Linked DNA regions of Homo sapiens: region 1 is linked to region 2. Evidence: read pairs that join two places in POLR2A ChIA-PET (ENCODE). Cell type or tissue: PC-9. All regions are shown on one strand. Links, peaks and the distances in the headings refer to the core of each region. The heading gives the core; the rest is flanking DNA. Region 1 overlaps ADK (adenosine kinase). Region 2 holds the start of LOC124902456 (a long non-coding RNA gene).

Region 1 (5,384 bases), core at 117-5,116, 270 kb before region 2:
TGGTAATCTATAGAAAAGATTGTCAATGCTATGGAAGTAGACCTCAACTTAGAGAACACCAAGGATATCTGAAAGAATCAAATCATGGAAAACGCCATTGTTACAAAAGTAGCCATGAAAGCCATCAAGCCCAAAAAAATAAATTGATGCTAGAGAAAAACTGTGTCCAATGGTGTATATGACTTCATAGGATTTACAACAGAGTCAATCAAGGATATCATAAAAGAGACTGTGGATATGGCAAAAAAAAAAAAAAAAAAGTGGGGGGAAGTTGAAGAGTTTCAAGATACGGATCTTGGAGTAATTCAAGAGCTAACAGACACCATATCACAGGAATTAACAGAAGATGACTTGATGGAGATGAGTGCTTCCAAATCAGTGCCAGATGATGAGAAAGAAGATGTAGAATAAGTAGTGCCAGAAACAAATTCATATTAGACCATATAACAGAATGATTCCAGTTATTCAAAAGACTGCTTTTGACTTCTTTTACAACATGGACCCTTCTATGATATGGGCACTGAACCAAAAGCAAAAGGTGGAAGGATAGGTGCCATATAGAAACATTTTTAGAGTAACATTTTTAGGGAAATGAAAAATAAGACAGAAATTACAACGTATTTCTGTAAAGTTACACTGAGTATGCCTACCTCTTCTGCCATCCTTTCCACCTCCTTCATCATTTCCACCCCTGCTACCCCTGAGACAGGAAGACCAGCTCTTCCCCACCCTCCTCTTCAGCCTGCTCAGTGTGAAGACTACTAGGATGAAGATGTTTATGATGATCCACCTCCACTTAATGAACAATAAATGTATTAGTCCGTTTTCACACTCCTATAAAGAACTGCCCAAGACTGACTAATTTATAAAGAAAAGAGGTTTAATTGACTCACAGTTCTGCATGGCTGGGGAGGCCTCAGGAAACACAATCATGGCAGAAGGGGAAGCAGGCATGTCATACATGGCAGCAGGCGAGAGAGGGCACATGAGAGAGGAACTGTCAAACACTTATAAAACTAACAGGTTCCACGAGAACTCACTATCACAAGAACAGCATGGGGGAAATGGCCCCCATGATCTAATGACCTCCTAACAGGTCCCTCCCTTAACATGTGGAGATTATGGGGATTAAAATTCGAGATGAGATTTGAGTGGGGAAGCAGAGCCAAACCATATCAATGAATATATTTTCCTTATGATTTTCTTTTCTCTAGCTTACTGTGTTACAAAAATACACTGTATAATACATATAATATACAAAATACATGTTCATCAATGATTAATGTTACAGGTAAGGCTTCTGGTCAACAGTAGGCTCTTAGTAAAGTTTCTGGGGAGTCAAAAGTTATACATGGATTTTCAACTACCCGGGGGAGGGGAGTGCCTCTAACCCCCGGCACTGTTCAAGGGTTAACTGTATTTACTAAATGAATATGTATGCTTATGGAATACTGCACACTCTTCAAGCCTTGTATTCCAAGTGGATACTGCTACCTTCATTTCCCATTCTGCATTGATTTTTCAGGAGGTACATATTAAAAAAAAAACAACAACAGTAATTATTTTTTAAAAAGACATCATCCAAAAGGAATGTAGCAAAATTTAATTTTGAAACCGATATAAAATATCCTGTAGCACTCTTGTGAGTCTGCTGCAGTACCCTGGGGTGTCAGTGCACAGTTTCGGAACTGTGGCTCTACTTGAATTAAACACCTTGAGATAAGTCTTTTTATTTGAGAGAGCTAAAGCCCTTCTTGAGCATGGTTCAGAGTACTTGGAAAATGGAAGTACTTTATTCTGTATGAGGTAGCGTAAGTAAATCTGTGTATCAGGGTGGGATTCTGGAGAGCAAAGTAAGAGGATTTTATAAAGAGATGGACCCTGACAAGATGATGGCAGCTGGGTGCCCTGGAGATAAAATATGGCGAGTAAAAAATTGCCTGTGCCTGGGATGAGTGAACAACTTCAGTAATGCTGATAACTAGTAATCAGTTTTGTTTCTTATCCTATGTAGTGTTATAATCCTTCTCCATCAACTTAAACCTTCCACAAAAATTAGCTCTTTACTTCCCTAATATGTGTATAAATAATAATTTTTCTGCCCAATGAAGTTTTAATCTTTAAACTATTATCTCTTTGTCTCAAAATGCAGTGTCTAAGGTCCTATCAATTTTAATTATACAGCAACTCCTGGAACTATGTCATCCTTCCTATTAATATAACTTTAGTTGATAACTCTCATTACTTTGTAAACCCTACTGCAACACTTTCCTGCTCTGGCAAAGCTCCTTTGTTCAAAAAACCTTAAATGACTCATTTCCTAAACAATAGTAGCTCAAGTTCCTGAAGTGGCATTAAAAATCCTCTAAATCTGACAGTAATCTATCTTTCCTATATAATCTCTGATGACTCACATCCACAAAACTCTTACTTTGACCATATGGAGTTTCTAGCTAGCCTAAGTATAAATCCTGTACCTTTCTATATCCTTTCCTTTGCTGGTGATATTTATTCACTCTGTAGAATCTGCTCTTCCTTTTCTACTTGGTCAACTAAAGCAAGGACTGGCAAGTGTTTTCTGTAAAATGCCCCAATAAATATTTTAGGTTTGCAGGCCACATGGTATCTGTTGCAACCACTCAACTCTGCTATTGTAGCGTATGGCTCATAGGCCATACTTTGTTGACCTCTGAACTAAAAGGAAAGAAGAAAATACATACTAAGTAGAAATGAAAACAACAACCCAGATAAAAATAACATTGGAGATAAATATTAATAGAAAATCCATTTAGTGTGGTAATGAGAGTGTAGCTTCCTCTTAGTAACGAACTACATAAAGAAATTGAAAACTAAGGCAGATTTAGAGAGAAAGAAACGATATAATTACATTTCCTAAAGTTTTCCCTTAAAATGAGGACATCTGACTATTTTCTGAGGCTAGCACTAAATCAATACAAGTCCTTTACATTTGAGTATAACACCCAATTTCCAGGGGGTAATACATTATCTTGCTTTAATTGCTGCTGCTTTCTATCTCTAACTCCCAACCTGACTCAAATGTTTCTCCCTAGATGCCTCTGAGAATAGTTTCGTTGAAAACAGATCTTCTAGCTTCATCACAAGACAAGGTCATTTATATAATTTTTTTACAATGTGAGTGCTTTCGTCTATTGAAAGAAACAAAAAATTATCAAGTGGTAGAATGTGCTAATAATTATGCAAAAATTATTTTGAAATTTTTTTTAATTTAAAAAAGTGAATTGCAATCATAGAAGGTTGCAGTTCATAAGCCAGGCCAATGTAGACTACATTTAAAATATAGGTGCCTTCTGTGATTGTGAAAGTGCTGCAGGGAATAAACCTCTTCTAATTTAAACTATGGCTTGCTTTTTGGCAAATTACTGCAATAAACACTCTCTATGTCTACATTTCTTATATGTGGCACAAAGGAAGCTATGCTTCTTTTTGTATTTACTTTTATGTTAGTTTACTTTTAAACTAACACTTGTAGTATGTTCCCAGAAAAAAATTTAAAAAAAATAGCAATTGATAATAAAGCAGCATGCAGTAGTTTAAAAAGAAATCACTGGGCTAAAAATCCAGATACTCAAATTCTGGCCTGGGTTTGGACTAGCTACTAGGCAATCTTAGTGATATATAGTATTTAATCTTGATGAGTTTTAGTTTTTTCATTTGTGAAAAACAGGAGATTGGGTTGGATGACCTTGAGAAACACCTTCATTTCAAAAATTCTAGAATTCAGTTAAGTCTTAAATCAACTGATTTCTTTAAAAAATTGAGGTAAAATTCACATAAAATTATATTCACAGTGTTGTGCAACCATGACCTCTATCTACTTCTCAACATTTTTAGCACCCCAAGAAGAAACCCTATCTTCCCATTAAAAAGTTATTCCCCATTCCTCACTCCCCACAAGTCCCTGGCAACTACCAATCTGCTTTTGTTTCTGTGGATTTACCTATTATGGATACTTCATATAAATGGAATCATACAATATGTGATCCTTTATGTCTGGCTTCGTCCATTTTCTTGATATTGAGGTTCACTCACATTCTATCATGCATCAGTACTTTATTCTTTTTTATGAACGAATGATATTCCATTGTATGGATCTATCACAATGTATCTTCCTGCTTGTGGACATTTGGGTTGTTTCCATAACAATTTTTTTGCATAATATTTTCAGAAGCCATAAATAACATAAAAACATGTACACATCAAAGGTGCACTTTTAAAAAAGATTTAAAGGGATATTCTGAATAGGGAGTCCCTTTTATCCAGAAATTGACAAATCTTGGTGAGCCAGAAATGAAACTAATTGTAACTTCTGATTCATGAAACTAATAATTGAGGTTTTAGTGGAAATTTTATAAACACGAAATTTTATATATGATGAAGAAGTTTAAGAAATACATGGATCAGGCTCTGAAAGAGAAGCAGAGAATACAAGTGATCTTGAAGTACCTAATTGAAGATGATTCTTCTTTTTGGCCATATTTTATCATAAAGTGATTTTAACTGTTTTAACTTAACAGAACACAAAACAGTGATTTTTCTCCAGTTACTACCAGACACAGTTGTTTTAAATCTGAGTTAAAAATGGCAAAAATGCAATGATTTTTTTCTGTGTAATTGTTTTGGCTCTCTGAAGTTTGCATTGTTTATTTCTATGAAAGTATCACTTTATAAGTGGAAAATGACTAAGCTGAAAGCTATTGTTTATATCCTTCAGAGTGGTCAGTGTTTCTGTTTTTGATAAAAGCTAAATGTGAAATCATTTTCTGTAACATAGGAAAGAGCCAAACTGTCAGTAAATGCACTTATATTGACCCTGACATTTTCTTCTTAGGTGCTGCCAACATGTCAAAAGGAAAGGATTGCTTTCAGACATCAATAATTTCTTTATTGCTGAAGCAAATCCTGATTGCTGCAGGATTAATATCTATCCATTTGCACCAGTAGCACAAGAAGTCAAAAAGGGATAGATAGCCCTTGACACTAGATAGCAAACATTTCAAACCAGTTTCTCACTTGCTCCATGACATCGGAATATGTCACTTAAATGTTATTTTTCAAAAACCATATATTACTCAGACATTGTTTTCTGAGCTTTATGAAGTTATATGATTTGATGTAATTTTTAAAATAAGAAAAGTGACTAAAATACATTTTTAATACTCACATAGGATAGTAGTTCTCAAAGTATAATTTCTGAATCACTCGGAAAGTTGCTCAAAATGCAATATCTTGGTCATACCCCAGACTTACTGAATCAGAAACCTGTGTGGGTAGGACACAGCAACCTGTGTTTTCCCAAGCCCTCCAGGTGGTTTTGCAAACCACTGACTAAAAAAACACTGAAA
Region 2 (5,384 bases), core at 90-5,089:
ACTCAACCCTTAAGGGGAAATAGTGTTGGCATAACTCTTACATTAAAATCTGCCATAGCTACATTCTCAAAATATTTCTGTTTGTTGTAGACCAAGAAGAAAGAGAATTCATCACACCAGCAGTTTCTCTCTCCATTCTGTTACCCTCAATAAATTTCATCCCATAAATATATCTTGTCAAGTAAATTGCAGTTAAGGATCAATGAACTACACTTTGACTAAAGTGCTCTGAATAAAGTTTCTAGGAAACACCTTATCCTTCCCCCTAAAAATTGACAGGAAAGATCATTATCCTTTTTTGTTATTGTTGAAGAGTTTTATGCTAGAAATTCAGAAGCTATACCCAGAGGGATCACTGAACAGACTAAAAGAGAAGTAGGTAATGAAAGAAATCATTTGTTTAATGGACAATGACAGAAAAGCACTAATCTAAACCCAAAATGATATCGGAGGAACTTAAGTTTGGAAGACTAAGTGATTAAACAAAGTTAAGGTATTAAACTATGTCAAGAAGGAGTACACTTCCCCTAATTTCCTCTCCTATATGGTTTCAGCTTAAGATATGTCACAAGAGAAATTTGCAAAAAATTTAGGGGATGCAATTGAAGCAGTAGCCATTACATTCCAAAGGCAGTCATTGGTTAGAGGCAGGAAGGACAGACACAAAGGTATGGGCAGAACTGTAATCTGTCCTTACTCATCCCCACTCTACCTTACGTCCACAACTACCAGGACCAAGCCTATCACCAGATTTTTCACTAAAGGCCCATAAAGGTGGTAGTTGCAAAGAGCCCACAACACACGAACCTCCTTCACAGTTTCCCTATTAACAGAACACGCAATTCATTAACCTACATCAAAAGGCAGTTTAGCGATTTTTCTCTCACATTTTAGGGACCTTAATATCCCCAGTTTTTCTCATGATTGAATAAGATTTAATTCCTGTAATAAATTTCTTAATATCATAGTGGCATTGAATTCTAACTAATACCCCAAGACTACAGCCTATGGCAAAACTCATACATAAACTAAGTTTCTTCTAATGCTAAGTCCAGGGCACCATATAGTGCTTCATAAGTAGAAGGTAGCAATTTAAATTAATTCTTTAAGGATTTTAAGATTTTACCACCAATAACACACATTTTTCATTCACCTATCGTTCATGAATATAAGACCATGTTTAATCACAAAATTATTCCTTATAGGCCAGACGCGGTGGCTTACGCCTGTAATCTCAGCACTTTGGGAGGGCAAGGCGGGTGGATCACGAGGTCAGGAGTTCGAGACTAGCCTCACCAACACAGTGAAACCCTGCCTCTACTAAAAATAGAAAAATCAGCCGGGTGTGGCGGCGTGCGCCTATAGTCCCAGCTACTTGGGAAGCTGAGGCAGGAGAATGGCGTGAACCCGGGAGGTGGAGCTTGCAGTGAGCTAAGATTGTGCCACTGCACTTCAGCCTGGGTGACAGAGCAAGACTCCGTCTCAAAAAAAAATTTTTTTTTTAAATCCTTATAATGAGTTACCTTCCTTGATGACAGTGTTAATTATTTTCTGTTTGTTTTTTTTTGGGGGGGGGGGGTGCGGGGGGGTTGTTTGTTTGTTTTTTGAGACGGGTTCTCACTCTATTGCCCAGGCTGGAGTGCAGTTGTGCAATCTTTGCTCACTGCAGCCTCAACTTCCTGGGCTCAAGCAATCCTCTCACCTCAGCCTCCTGAGTAGCTGGGACTGCAGGTGAGTGCCACCATGCCCAGCTAATTTTTTTTATACTTTTAGTAGAGACAGGGTTTCGCCACGTTGCCAAGGCTGGTTTCAAACTCCTGAGCTCAACTGATCTACCTGCCTCAGCCTCCCAAAATGCTGGGACTACAGGCGTGAGCTACCACACTCGGCCAATTATTTTCTTTTAAGCAACAAAATATTTAAGCAAATCTTTCCGAAGTTTTATAATCCAGGTATAAAAATTTCATAGAAGTTATGAGATCCTAGAATTTTACAGTAAGATCACAATTAAAAGTTCAGCAAAAGAGGTGAACTCAGATCTCAATTGGTTGAGAATCATTTGTAGATTATGTATAAGCCTGAAATGATCTCAATCAACTCTAGTTTTGGATCCTTACGGAAGTAACCTGACCACCTGACCATATCAGTAAAAGAAAAAAAAAAAGACAAACAAAAAAAAGCAGCAAAGAAATCTAACACAGATTTAGTACTTACTCCTGGAGATGCAGCCTTATAAGCACAAACGGTAACTCTTATTACAATGAACTATTTAAACCTTAGTTTAAAAAGCAATACAGTGAAAAGGTTACCTTACAAGTATTATGACTACATACAAAAATAAACTTTAAAAAAAACTTTTCTTGGCCAGGCATGGTGGCTCACACCTGTAATCCCAGCCCTTTGGGAGGCCAAGGCAGACATATCACTTGAGCCCAGGAGCTCAAGACCAGCCTGGACAACATGGCAAGACCCCATCTCAACAAAAAATACAAAAATTAGCCAGGTGTGGTGGTGCACAGTGGTAGTCCCAGATACTCAGGAGGCTGATGGGAGGATTGCTTAAGCCCACAAGGTCAAGGCTGCAGTGAGTCATGATCACGCCACTGCACTCCAACCTGGGCAACAGAGTTAGATCTTGTCTCAAAAAAAAAACAAAAAAAAAACTTTTCTTACATGAGAGGCATTTATAGCTCAGGATAAAATTTCCAGCGAAAATATCATACATAGAAAGAGGCTGATGTGTTCTAGAGAAAAGGGCTCCAATGATGACAAAGTTGCTAATGATGAAGATTCTGAATAAGACTGTTCAAAGAAATGGGAAGGAAAAAGAAAAAACTAATTCTATTTAATATGTGGTTGTAAAATGTATACATTTGACTTACTTCATGAGCACACCTAAGAGCTTTTGTATCAAGCTGACCAAATAGCTTTGTGTTGCATCCTCTCCTTAGAAGAATGTAAAGTGCCTTGTATTTGGAAGTAATTAATTCTTTTCAACTCACTCAATATTGGTTATAGGTCTGAAGTGATTTCCAAAACCAAAACACAATACTGTGAAACTGATTTAATTAACTAATGAGTTCTCTGTGATCCGTTACCAAGTCTTGCAATGGATATTAATCCCTTTAAAAAAAAAAATTACTGGCGGCCAGGCGCGGTGGCTCACGCCTATAATCCCAGCACTTTGGGAGGCTGAGGCAGGCGGATCACCTGAGGTCAGGAGTTTGAGACCAGCCTGACCAATATGGTGAAACCCTGTCTCTACTAAAAATATAAAAATTAGCCAGACGTGGTGGCAGGCACCTGTAGTCCCAGCTACTCAGGAGGCTGAGGCAGGGGAATCACTTGAACCTGGGAGGCGGAGATTGCAGTGAGCCAAGATCGCGCCACTGTACTCCAGCCTGGCAACAGAGTGAGACTCCGTCTCAAAAAAAAAAAAAAAAGTTACTGGCTGGGTGCAGTAGATCATGCCTGTAATCATAACACTTTGGGAGCAGAGGCAGGAGGACTGCTTGAGGTCAGGAGTTTGAGACCAACCTGAGCAACATAAGGAGACCTCATCTCTAAAAACAAGACTGTAGTGAGCCATGATCATGCAACTGTTTTCTAGCCTGGGTGACAAAGCGAGACCCTGTTTCAAAAAAAAAAAAAAGACTATATACTTAGAGAACTGCTTGGTGTGACAAAAACAGCACTTAAATGGGACTCAGGAGACTTGGTTTCTGGTCTAGTACTGTCCTTAAGTAGCAATGTAAACTATAGCAAGTCATTTTATCAATGTTACTCTCACCTTATTCATGATAAAATACGGATATTGGTTCAAGGGTTCATTTCTAGAATCAAAATACTATAATTTTAAAGATACAAAAAAAACCGGGCCCTGAGAATAGGATCATAAAAATGTTTATGATATTTTTAAAACTGTACCTTATTTATGAACACTAAAAAAAAATAAGCATTTAACCTTGCTGTCGGTCCTAGCTTATTTCAATTTTGACTTTTTGCTTCACAGGATTTTTTTCTATTAGCTTTACAGATATCCAGTTCTTAGCTCATTCTTACCAAAAAAAAAAAAAAAAAAGATTCTTTTAACAGGGTCTCATTCTGTCACCCAGGCTGGAGCACAGTGGCACGGATCATAGCTCACTGCAGCCTGGACCTCCTGGTCTCAAGCAATCCTCCCACCTCAGTCTCCCAAGTAGCTGGGACTACAGGCAGGCACCACCACATCCGGCTACTTTTGTTAACTTTTTGTAGAGACAAGAGTCTCACTATATTGTCCAGGCTGGTCTCCAACTCGTAGACTCAAGCAATCCTCCTGCCTCAGCCTCCCAAAGTGCTGGGATTATAGGCACAAGCCCAGTCTATGATCTTGATGATTTCAAAGAACTGCTAAGTCACAGCATTAACAATTAATTTAAGAGCATACCAGACCGGGCGCGGTGGCTCACGCCCGTAATCCCAGCACTTTGGGAGGCCAAGACGGGCAGATCACGAGGTCAGGAGATCAAGACCATCCTGGCTAACACGGCAAAACCCTTTCTCTACTAGGAATACAAAAAATTAGCCGGGCGTGGTGGTGGGCGCCTGTAGTCCCAGCTACTCTGGAGGCTGAGGCAGGAGAATGGCGTGAACCCAGGAGGCGGAGCTTGCAGTGAGCCGAGATCACGCCACTGCACTCCAGCCTGGGCGACAGAGCGAGACTCCATCTCACCAAAAAAAAAAAAAAAAAAAAAGCATACCAGATGTTATTGTCTCTAACTTCCCTGACATATCCCTACACATTCCATTTAAATACTTATAACTTTCCTGCTGGTTTGGAAATTGACCTATTCACTAAGAAATTACATTTTTACACTGCACCAAAGATCATATCCTGAGCACGTCCTAATACCCTTGAAGGTTCATGCCTATTGCATAATTTATTTATTTTCTTCCATCTCATCATAATCGTAAATTGGCAAGCATTTAAATATCACAATATAATTAACTTTTATAAGACAACATTTAAAAATTTAAGGGGTTATTCTGACAAAATAATTTAATTTTTGACATTAAAAAATCATAATGGAATTCATTCACTATCAGAAGGGAAAATACACTTCATATTTAGAACAGTATACACTGCTTACAAAAGTTCACTGTTTACCTTGGTAGCTATCTTAAAAAGCCAAGTAAATAAATGTGAATCCCTTTTAAAGAGATTTTCCCCTTGCCTTATAGCAAACAAAAAAAAAATCTTCAGATACCAGGTTACTCTGTGTTAAGTAGTATGGATACTTCTGAATTTATTTATATTTGCATTTGGAATTCACCCCTAACTCCAGACAACTTTTAACTTTCCTTACCTAAATCTATATGATCAGATCTCATAATCCAAGGTA

The links. Peaks named below come from ENCODE experiments on the same cell type or tissue, not always from the same donor. Only the 100,000 strongest peaks of a DNase experiment are listed, where the experiment ranks them.
Region 1: POLR2A ChIA-PET joins it to region 2 with 11 read pairs; 2 of 35 experiments call an interaction of 5 or more read pairs at or near these places.

Annotation. Positions count from the first base shown.
Region 1 is chr10:74,500,394-74,505,777 of GRCh38, reverse strand. All of the region lies in intron 6 of ADK (adenosine kinase), which reads right to left. Among named protein-coding and RNA genes, the nearest start is that of ADK-AS1, 26 kb to the left of the region's middle. In PC-9, for the core only: no CTCF peak of the experiment used is centred there; a DNase peak (open chromatin) is centred at 2,367; H3K27ac peaks cover 1,450 bases.
Region 2 is chr10:74,228,744-74,234,127 of GRCh38, reverse strand. The region is part of intron 3 of ADK (adenosine kinase); the gene reads right to left. LOC124902456 (a long non-coding RNA gene) reads right to left here and starts at 4,062. Exons shown (of 2, transcript XR_007062198.1): 1 at 1-4,062. In PC-9, for the core only: no CTCF peak of the experiment used is centred there; a DNase peak (open chromatin) is centred at 2,577; H3K27ac peaks cover 2,938 bases.